Regions from separate parts of the Homo sapiens genome. Here region 1 is linked to region 2. Evidence: chromatin loops called from intact Hi-C (ENCODE). Cell type or tissue: heart right ventricle. All regions are shown on one strand. Each heading gives the region's core, and the rest is flanking DNA. Links, peaks and the distances in the headings are about the cores only. Region 1 overlaps BLMH (bleomycin hydrolase). Region 2 overlaps EFCAB5 (EF-hand calcium binding domain 5).

Region 1 (5,386 bases), core at 74-5,073, 170 kb after region 2:
GCTCCTTGGCTACAGGATTTAAAAAGGGAAGATGTACTGACCGTCTACTTTGCTGTACTATCTTTCACTACCATATTTCTTAAGCCTCTCAACAAAGATGGTGGATATTATCCCCCTTTTACAGATAAGGATATCAAGGTTCAGGGAAATAAATCACTTTCCTGAAGTCATAGAGCCAGTAAATGGCAGAATTAGGATTTGAACTTAGGGCTGACTTTAATATGTTGTTTCCAAAACTCCATCTATTTACCATTTACTGTAACTTTCTAGATTTCATATAACTTGTCTCCCATAAAAGATTATACACTTCTTAAAGATAAGAACCAGATCATGGATATTTTGTGTCCTTTATAGCATCTAGCAGTGCTGGCGACATGACACAGATACACCAGTTGATCTGAACATTGTTCCATTCTCCATATCACCACAGGAGAATTTGAAAAGCACTACTTTTCTCAACTCACGTCCCTGTTGAAGATCCAATGTTTCCCTATTACCTCCCATAACAAATCCAAACTCCGTGACCTAATTCCTTTTTCTTACTTTTTAACTTAGGCAAAACATATGTTTAGTGTGTAAAACACACTAACAATTCGTTTTTTAAAAACATACATATATACCCATGTAACCATCATTCATATCAATATACATAACATTTCCAGGCTCTGGAGGTTCTCTGGCTCCTTTGCTGTTAAGTAACCCACAACTTCCACCAGATAACCACTGTTTTTACTTTATAACCATTGATTAGTTTTGCCTGTCCTTTAACTTCGTATAAAAGTATTCATAGAACACATTATCTTTTGTGTCTGGCTTCCTTTGGCTGACATAATGTCTGTGAGATTCACACACATTGCTGTGTATATGAGCAATTTGTTCACTGCTGTGATTCTATCTTAACAGAAGCAAGTTAACTTAGAGAAGAAGTTATGCTTGCCTGTCATTTTGTTTTGTTCTGTTTTCCAAGAGAGAACCTTCCTTTATTAAGATTTACTGTGTGTGTTACGAGCCTGAACATCTAGTCATTAAACCATCTCTCTTTTAACGTTATATCCTTCCCAAGTTGGTTTCTACCACAGAAAGGAGGCAGAGTATCACATAAGCAACCGTAATTGAGTTACTCTAGCCAAGGATTAATGAGCTCTGTTTGGGATTCACATTCATTTTGTATTTACTCAGTGCCAAGGCTACAAATGACAACTTTAGGCATCTGTCATTATGAAGAAGACATTGCCACTGGTAACTATGGTCAAGTCAATGACAATGAAGGTGTACAGTCAGAACATACTTAGATTAGAAAGGTTTTAAAGACCTAAATGATGTGTATTTTCAACTAGTAACTACTGTTACATGTGTATCTACATGTAGTAGTGGAACCATTTCAATCAATTCTCAGTTATCCAACGGTGGTAAATTCAGCTCAGCCAGGCCCTGGCCAAAAAAGGAGAGGCAATGCCAGGCCCAACTAAGATGAAGATAACTAAGTGAATTTCTGGTTACTTTTAAACATATTCTAAAGATAAATACAAATGTTTTACACTATAATTTGCAAAATACCTTATTATGTACTTGACTCCCTGTTTAAAGTAAAAAGTGTTAAATTCCTCCTTCTCCCAAATACATTAGAGGAAATATGCATTTCTGCTATCTAAATGAATTCTATAGTGAGTCCTTTTATAAAACAATGCTTATGCCCTTCACATATATTTTATAAATCTGAATTTTAATAAAAATATAATTAAGGCATAAATAAGGATAAGGGTGATATTTCTTTTAGATTCTAGTAAAACTTTGTAACTTGAGACATGTTGCATTGTTTTATACTATTTGTTTACCATGACTATAAATTATCCAAAGTCATTAATATTTAAGTCAGTCTGTAACACTTTGGAAGGAATATCTGACTCTGAGCCAAATAACAATAGTTAATTAAATAAGCTCTCATTAAAAAAAAATGCTCCAAAGAATAATTTCCATGGTCTCTGATACTATATTTTCTTGATAAGAGACTCTGCAGTTCTGAAATAACATTCCCTGGGCAGTGAGCTTTAGATATCCAACTCTGCTCTCTGGTGGGCAACACTGGAGTGTCACCTGCTTCTCACAAGATCTACTTGGCATCCAGGACAAAAAGATACTGAACAGTGAACACAAGAGATTATACAGAATTGAGTAAAATAAGAGTACAACCATATCCCTCAGAATATAATTACACATTAAATTAATATTAAAACCAACAATTAGCCCATTTAGGGAAATGTATTTGTGACTTTAATTGAAATTGCTCACTTCCCATCCCAGTACTTCACATCTTTTTTCCTTTACTTTTCTCCATTGCACTTATCTTCTGGCATATTATACTTCTTATACACTTTGTCTTTCCCTACTAGAACATCAACTACACAAAGATAGGTATTCTTTTCTGTGTTGTTCACTGTTTAATCTCCAATGCCTAGAATAGTGTCAGATACATATGTTAAGAAATATTTAACGAACACGTGACTTTTTTTGTGGGGGGGAGCGGGGGACAGAGCCTCACTCTGTCACCCAGGCTGGAATGCGGTGGCACGATCTCGGCTCGCTGCAACCTCTGCCTCCCAGGTTCAAGCATTTCTCATGCCTCAGCCTCCCAAGTAGCAGTGATTACAGGCATGCACCACCATGCCTGGCTAATTTTTTGTATTTTCGGTAGAGACAGGGTTTTGCCATGTTGGCCAGGCTGGTCTTGAACTCCGGGCCTCAAGTGATCTGCCTGCCTCCCAGAGTGCTGGGATTATAGGCGTAAGCCGCCACACCCAGCCCCACATCTAGCCCCAAGCACTTTTGTCATTTCAAACCAAATTTAGAACCAATCTGATAAAGGGGGTGGACTTGGAATATGGGCTTTCCAAAATGCTGGAAAGCTGAAGGCAAAGATATACACGGCTCAATGACACCTGGCAACTGATTCTGCTTTTCCTCAACTCCTCAAACGAATAATGATGTGATCCTATTAATTCTAAATCTGGTTTAAAAAGAACAGAAGAAGCCAATGATTCTAATTATTCCCTTAAATATAGATTACTGAGAAAGGTCCCCTAAAATTGTGATATGAGTCCCAGAGTATAAAGGGCAGCCTGCCCAAAATTGAGCTAAATTTTTTGATTGATGGAGACCCTTTGCTTGTCCCCTGGGGGCAGTTGTATGTCAAGGGAAGCTACACTGAGTGCATCTGTACTTGCCTCTTGGGGCCATTTGTCTTCTGATTAAGATTTTATATCTTTAGCTAATTAAATAGAGAATTTAAACTAACCTAAAACAATGTGGATTATATATAGTCCCTTTCTAGCAACCTATAACTAGAAAAACTGCAGCTGGTGCCAGAAAGGTCCAAGCCCTATTTCCAGTTTAAATATATTTCATAAGAAGGTGAATTATAAAGAAGGGTCCTACCTCTCAAGTCTCATTTTATAAAGGAGCTCCATTGTAACTGATCTCTAAAAATATTTTCAGGCCAGATGCAGTGGCTCATGCCTGTAATCCCAGCATGTTGGGAGGCTGAGGTGGGAGGATAACTTGAGCCTGGGAGGTTGAGGCTGCAGTGAGCTGTGATCGTAACACTGCACTCCAGCCTGGGCAACAAAGCAAGATACTATCTCAAAAAAATAAAAAAACAAATCTCCCTAGTGGAGAGATCTGTTTATTTTAAATGACTTGCTGAAGTGTAGCATGGTAAAAGAAACAGAATCAGGAGAGAAAGGTAAAAGAATGAGATATGAAATAAGGGGAAAGAATGTGTAGATCCCAATTTAAAGACAAATGATATGGGCCTTAGTTAATTCCCACGCCCATGACAGACATCAAGTGAGAGGAAGAAGGAAAGATGCAGCAGTTGAGAGTCAGTTATAAATCTTAGAAGCGTGAGAACCTTCAACAGTTTTTAAGGCAGCTACAGGCAGACACAGAATGAAGGAGAGGTTAGAACAGTAAGGTAGTTCGAAGATAACAACCAAACTGCTTGAAAGAGAGCAAAACTTCATATAATTCTTCTGCTTAAAAATCTTCCTGACTTCTCATTGCCTATTGAATTGGGGCAAACTCTCATGCTAGTATTCTAAGTTCTTATTATCTGTGTCTAATTTTACCTTTCCACTGTTAAGGCTAGAAGATTTCAGTGCTTGAAACCACTGCAGAAGAGACAGAATCTTAGTCTTCATTTGTATTTGCAATACTGGGTTTTTGAGAAAGTAGTACAGTAAAGTCTAAAGCACTGTAAAAATATTAGTTACTTCTACTGTATAAAAATGCAAAACCCTACAATCATTTACCCCAACTTCTTTTTATTTTTTTAAGAGACAGGGTGTCCCTCTGTCACCCAGGCTGGAGTGCAGGGGTGTAATCACAGCTCACTGCAGCCTTGAACTCCTGGGCTCAAGTGATCTTCTTGCCTCAGCCTACCATGTAGCTAGAATTACAGGCACGCATCACCATATCCAGCTAATTTTTTCATTTTCTTGTAGAGATGGGGTCTCTCTGTGTTGGCCAGGCTGGTCTCAAGTTCCTGTGCTCAAGTGATCCTCCTGCCTTGGCCTCCCAAGGCACTGGGATTATAGACATTAGCCACCATGCACAGCCTACCCCAACTTTTTTTAGTTTTACTGATGGAGAAAGTAGTCTCAAAGGTAAAACGACCTATTGATCAAAGAATAGAATGGTCATAAGAACACTAAAGCAGTCACAGAAAACAGCTCAACTTTGAAAAAAGTTCAGTGCTGTGGGTAAATGAGCTAGTTATAGGAGAGAAGGAGTAAGGAACCTACCTTAGTGACTGTTTATTCACTGTTTATTCACAGAGGAAGAAGAGAAGGGAAGACAGCTGTCTACTACTTTCTGGTAGGGAATGAAAGAAGGGCAAAGATCTGTGTTTTTTTTTTTGTTGTTTCTTTGTTGTTTTTTTTTTTTTTTTTAAAGTAAAACACCTAAGCAGGCAGAAAAGCAGATGCCTTCTGGAGGCATTAAATGTTTTCGGGCACAGAAAGACATAAAAAGGTACACTCTAAAAGTATGTGCACTTCTGTGATGTTAAAGGGAATGAACTCATATAGATGATAACTAATAGTTAAATAATGATCTTGAGATTACTTCTAGAGGTGTTTATATCAAAGAAAGAAACAGAAATGCGGACTATCTGGCCCCACCCCCACACCTACTAGATCAATCTGCATTTTAACAAGATCCCAAGGTGATTCATGTGCACATTAAAGTCTGATGGCACTACTTTAGACCACATCTATTCTTTCCCTCTTCCAAAACCTTGCTTCTTCAATTATTACTTCTCTCATTCACACCTGCTACCCTTTTCTACACATTGGTTCCCTCACACTGCCCTAATTGCCAAAAAGCCTTC
Region 2 (5,386 bases), core at 214-5,213:
GATTGGCAAAGAGAGGAAAGTCTCCTAGGTGGGAAGACTGAGTAGAGACGATTCTGAATGTTTTGCCACAAAGGGGAGCAAAGAATGGTGTGGTAACCGGAGGAGGAAATGGGGTCAAGGTTTTGTTTTGTTTCTCAGATGGGAGAGATAACAGCAGGTTTCATTCTGATGGGAAATCCTGTAGAAAGCAAGAAGTTGACAATGTTGAAGACAGAGAATTCCTGAAACAATGTCCTCAAGCACGTCAGAGAGGATGGGCTGTTGTTAGAGTAACCATACGTTCTATGTTTACCTTGGAACAGCCCAAGTTTTTGCTTGTTGTTCTGGTGACTTGTCCAGTTAGCATCCTCTTTCTCTCTCAAGTGTACCAATTTGAACAATGAATTATTTGACTACCCTGGATCTACCACACCAAGGGAGGAATTGGCTTAAGACAGCAAGAGGACAGAGAACATGGGTGCAGATGAGAGTGAGTGGGTAGGTGTGCTGGTAGAAGTCTACGGAAGGAGAATATGGGTGCAGATGAGAGTGAGTGGGTAGGTGTGCTGGTGGGAGTCTATGGAAGTTGCCTTCTGATTGTGTCAATCTTACAGAGAAGCTGAAAGCAGAGTCATCAGCCAGAGTGAAGATGGGAGAAGAAGTTGTTGGGACTTTGAGGCAATGGGAGTAGGAATTAAATATTGGTGTTTCTTTTCTCCTGATCTTTCTATCATTGGTTTTATGTCTTCTTTTATTAATTAATTAATTAATTATAGAGGCAGGGTCTGTCTCTGTCACCCAGGCTGGAGTGCAGTGGTGTGATCATGGCTCACTGTAACCTCGAACTCCTGGGCTTAGGTGATTCTCCTGCCTCAGCCTCCTGAGTAGCTGGGATTACAGGCATGAGCCACCATACCCGGCCCTTATGTCTTCTTTTTCTTTTTCTTTTCTTCTTTCTTTTCCTTTACATTAGTCTTAGTAGGAATTTCAGACGTAGCAAAATTGAATGCATGTTAATCATCTAGAAAAGCATTATCCATTCAATTTCTTTCATATTTTAACTTGGTGGTCTCCAAAGTTAAGTGGAAGCACCCCAGAAGATTTTTTAAAAAACTGTCTCTGGGGCGCAAGAAAAATATCAAAGATGATTCTGTTGAGACATTGAAAGACAGAAAGAAAGAAAGAAAAATACCAAAGGACTAAGGACTTTTCTTTTTTTCTTTGTTTCTTTTTTTGGAGACAAGGTCTCACTCTGTCACCCAGGCCGAAGTACAGTGGCACAATCTTGGCTTACTGCAACCTCTCCCTCTCAGGCTCAGGTGATTCTCCCTCCTCCCACCTGAGCCTCCCTAGTAGCTGACACTAGAGGCCCACACCACCATGCCCAGCTAATTTTTGTATTTTTTGTAGAGACAGACCATGTTGCCCAGGCTGGTTTTGAACTCCAGGACTCAAGCAATCCACCTGCCTTGTCCTCCCAAGTGTTGAGATTACATGCGTGAGCCACTGCATCCGGCCAAAGGACTTTTCTTTATAATGGTTTTAACTCATTGTTAATTTCTATTTTTTGTTTAAAATGTTTTAAAATAAATAATTTATAAATATATATATTATAAATATATATATATATGGGCACATGCTCAATGTTTGTTACTGATAGAGGTACATGAGCAAAAGAGTTTGGAGGCCACTACATTAAACTATGAATTTTGTAAATATAATTTGCATTGATTTCAATTTACACATGACTTGATTTATAGCTACATCATTTAAAAAGCCACTACATGTGATATTGTATAGAAATTATGTGATATTGTACAGAAATTATGCTTGTGACACTGTACAGAAATATGCTTGCCATGGGAATGAAACTGATATACGTGCAAGAACTCAGCATTCATCCTAGAACAAACTTCCCCCTCAAACTTCGATTACTAGAGAAAAATGTGTTTTTAACTCCCCGTGTAACATTGATATTTTTCCTGATAAATCTGGGAGGCAGTACACTACAGTGCCTTTGGGACCATATTAAATTAACAATGACATATTAAATTCCTGATTGCCATGGCAAATGTAAATTCTCCTGCCTACAAAAAGATTGATTGAAATTTGCATATATGACCGGGCGCAGTGGCTCACACCTGTAATCCCAGCACTTTGGGAGGCCAAGGCACGTGGATCACCTGAGGTCAGGAGTTCAAGACCAGCCTGGCCAACGTGGTGAAACCCCATCTCTACTAATAATACAGAAGAATTAGCCAGGCGTGCATGCCTGTAGTCCCAACTACTCAGGAGGCTGAGGCAGGAGAATGGCTTGAACCCATGAGGTGGAGGTTGCAGTGAGCCAAGATCACGCCATTGCACTCCAGGCTGGACAACAAGAGCAAAACTCCATCTAAAAAAGAAAAGAAAAGAAATTTGCATACACATACCCTTCTATTGCTGCAAGGACCTTCAGTTTATTGTGTGTGGCTGTCATGTTAAGGAGTGACTTGGGGTATGTGAAGCAATAGAAATGAGAACTAAAACTAAGAGAACTAATGAAGGAGAGGAACATCAACAAATGTGGCTGATCTTGGATTGTTAGTTGAAAGGAGCAGTTACATTTTAGCTTTTGTACTTGAAGCTTAAGTACTTCTTTCTTTTTGCTTTGCCCATCTATACTAATTATCCATCATCCCCAAAAGATTTAACTTTATTAATCCAGTGTTAAAAGCAGGGATCCATAAATGGAGTTTTAATTCAGAAATATCCTACTATAGCCCAGTGTTTCCAGCATAATGAATTCACTATGTAATTAAAAGTTTGATTAAACTAGAACCTACAAAAATATCATGTTTCTGAACTAATGTCCATAGATAGACTCAAAGGTCACCCAGTACTCTCTATAGCTTAGATATATTCAAATAATTTACTATACACTTTTCCAAAGCAAAGCAAAAAAAAAAAGCGTTATTTCTATGGTTATAAAAGAAGCGTTTATCTGCTTGAAAAAATTGCAAAGTCTGTGTGAGTGGGGTCTGTCGTGGGTCAAGCTGCAAAGATCCGGCCTGCATCTACCACAAGAGGGCAGTAGCACTCAACCGTTAATAGGGAACCCAGCAGAGCGCTGGAGGCTCATTAGAGGAATCGTTAGAGCCGGTCGTTAACGCATCAACCTCTGGAAAGGACAGGGAAACAGGAACCACCGTCCAGACACTTTCGGAGCTTCTGTCTCGGTAACAATAACACAGGAAATAAGCAACAGGGTCTTGTGAAAGACAGCGACCTCGCTCACCATCCCCGTGTCGTTGAATCACCATGGAGATGGCGACTAGCTTAATAATGGCTTGCAGATGGGCGTCTGCTCACGTGGATGTTCAGATAAGAACACTGTGGCAGGGGTCAAAGGAACAGAGCTCTTCATGGGCATTAGGGAAGGGCGGAAGAAAAGCTGAGGGGAGCAGCAGAGCTGTTTTGTCTCCGAAAATAAGGACTTTTAGGAGTGTCCTAGGGTGAATTTTATTTAGCTTCATAGCATTGAAACATTATCTTTGGAAACCTGTATCATTTACCTTGCAGGGTTTCCAGGAAACTAATTAACAGAAAGAGAGATGAATTGGCCGAGCGCGGTTGCTCACGCCTGTAATCCCAGCACCTTGGGAGGCCGGATCATCTGAGGTCACGAGTTCGAGACCAGCCTGGCCAACATGATGAAACCCCGTCTCTACCAAAAATATAAAAATTAGCCAGGCCTGGTGATGGGCGTCTGTAATCCCAGCTACTTGGGAGGCTGAGGCAGGAAAATCGCTTGAACCCAGGAGACGGAGGTTGCAGTGAGCCCACAAGGTGCCACTGCACTCCAGCCTGGGCGACAGAGTGAGACTCCATCTCAAAAAACGAAACAAACAAACAAAACAAAACAAAAAACAGAAAGAGAGATGAATTATAACAAATGCACCTTCAATATTTTAAGTATGTATGTCGATTGGTCTAGTATTGCTCATAAAATGAGATGAATCAGGTATTTTGAATGTGATCTCATGACCAGCATCTGTTTTGTTTTTATTCATAATTCTCTCTAATGTTACTGAGCTATAATCTGGAAAGAATTTTAGTATTTGAGAAACCTAATTCATTATTCCTTAATTTAATGTTTCAATTTAACATTTATTGAACACTTATAATTGAATGAGAAAAGACAATGCCAGGGTGGTGTGTGTGTGTGCGTGTGTGTTAAAACAGAGAATTTTAGAAAATTAATTGGATCCACGCTTTAAAGTCAGCTTCAAATAAAAATTGAGACTTGTGAATGTTTTCCACATTTTACGTGCCATTCCTATCCCATATTATACCTTTTGTTGTATAGTTCCTTCCAAACCATAGGACAGCTAAACCTAATTCAGAGAATCTTGTTCCTTTGTGTTGATAAAAGACAAGAAAATAAAATATGTTCTGCTTAGCAATTCTAATAGATCATTGTCATTACTGTTAATAAGCTATTGGATAGAAGACTTGATATTTAAAAGCTTTTACTCAATTAAAAAAAAAGCCAGGTGCAGTGGCTCATGGCTGTAATCCCAGCACTTTAGGAGGCCGAGGTGGGAGGATTGCTTGAGGCCAGAAGTTCAAGACTAGCCTGGGCAACATAAGACCCTGTCTCTATTATTAAAGATAATGAATAAATTATTTATTTATAATTATAAATAAATAAATAATAAAGCTTGAACTCAATTATAACCAAATGGTTTACTCAAATCAGCAAACATGTATTGGGTTAGGCACTGAGTTAGTTACTAGGAATAACAGAAATGAATAAAATAGACTTGTGGATGAGAGGCATCTGAAAGAAAGGGGGTAATTATTATTATTATTATTTTTTGAAATGGAGTCTCACTCTGCCACCCAGGCTGGAGTGCAGTGGCACAATCTCAGTTCACTGCAACCTCCACCTCCCAGGTCCAAGCGATTCTCCTGCCTCAGCTTCCCAAGTAGCTGGGATCACAGGTGCCCACCACCACGCCTGGCTAATTTTTGTATTTTTAGTAGAGATGGGGTTTCACCATGTTGGCCAGGCTGATCTCAAACTCCTGACCTCAAGTGATCCACTTGCCTCTGCCTCCCAATGTGCTGGGATTACAGGTGTGAGTCACTGTGCCCAGCCGGTAGTTAATATTTTTGAGCAACTACTCTGTGACAGATCTTCACATATATTTTCTCAGCCTCTGGTCCCAGCTACTTGGGAGGCTGAAGTGGGAGGATCACCTGAGCATGGGAGATTGAGGCTGCAGTGAGCCATGATCGTGCCACTGCACTCCAGCCTGGGCAACAGGGCAAGACCCTGTCTCAAAAGAAAAAAACAATTCTTACAATTTTGTTTTATGGAAGAAGAAACTGAGGCTCAGAGCAGTTAAGTGACAAAACTCAT

Evidence for each region. Hi-C counts contacts between places; a loop is a spot of excess contacts. Peaks named below come from ENCODE experiments on the same cell type or tissue, not always from the same donor. Only the 100,000 strongest peaks of a DNase experiment are listed, where the experiment ranks them.
Region 1: a loop joins it to region 2, with 6 times the contacts of the local background. A loop is called at or near these places in 47 of 110 quality-filtered maps.

The regions. Positions count from the first base shown.
Region 1 is chr17:30,276,164-30,281,549 of GRCh38, forward strand. All of the region lies in intron 6 of BLMH (bleomycin hydrolase), which reads right to left. Among named protein-coding and RNA genes, the nearest start is that of BLMH, 13 kb to the right of the region's middle. In heart right ventricle, for the core only: a CTCF peak has its summit at 2,083 (motif pointing left); a DNase peak (open chromatin) is centred at 2,078.
Region 2 is chr17:30,101,635-30,107,020 of GRCh38, forward strand. The region is part of intron 22 of EFCAB5 (EF-hand calcium binding domain 5); the gene reads left to right. Among named protein-coding and RNA genes, the nearest start is that of NSRP1, 12 kb to the right of the region's middle. RefSeq lists silencers at 2,963-3,062, 3,410-3,511. In heart right ventricle, for the core only: a CTCF peak has its summit at 3,044 (motif pointing right); a DNase peak (open chromatin) is centred at 3,077; H3K4me3 peaks cover 638 bases; H3K27ac peaks cover 646 bases.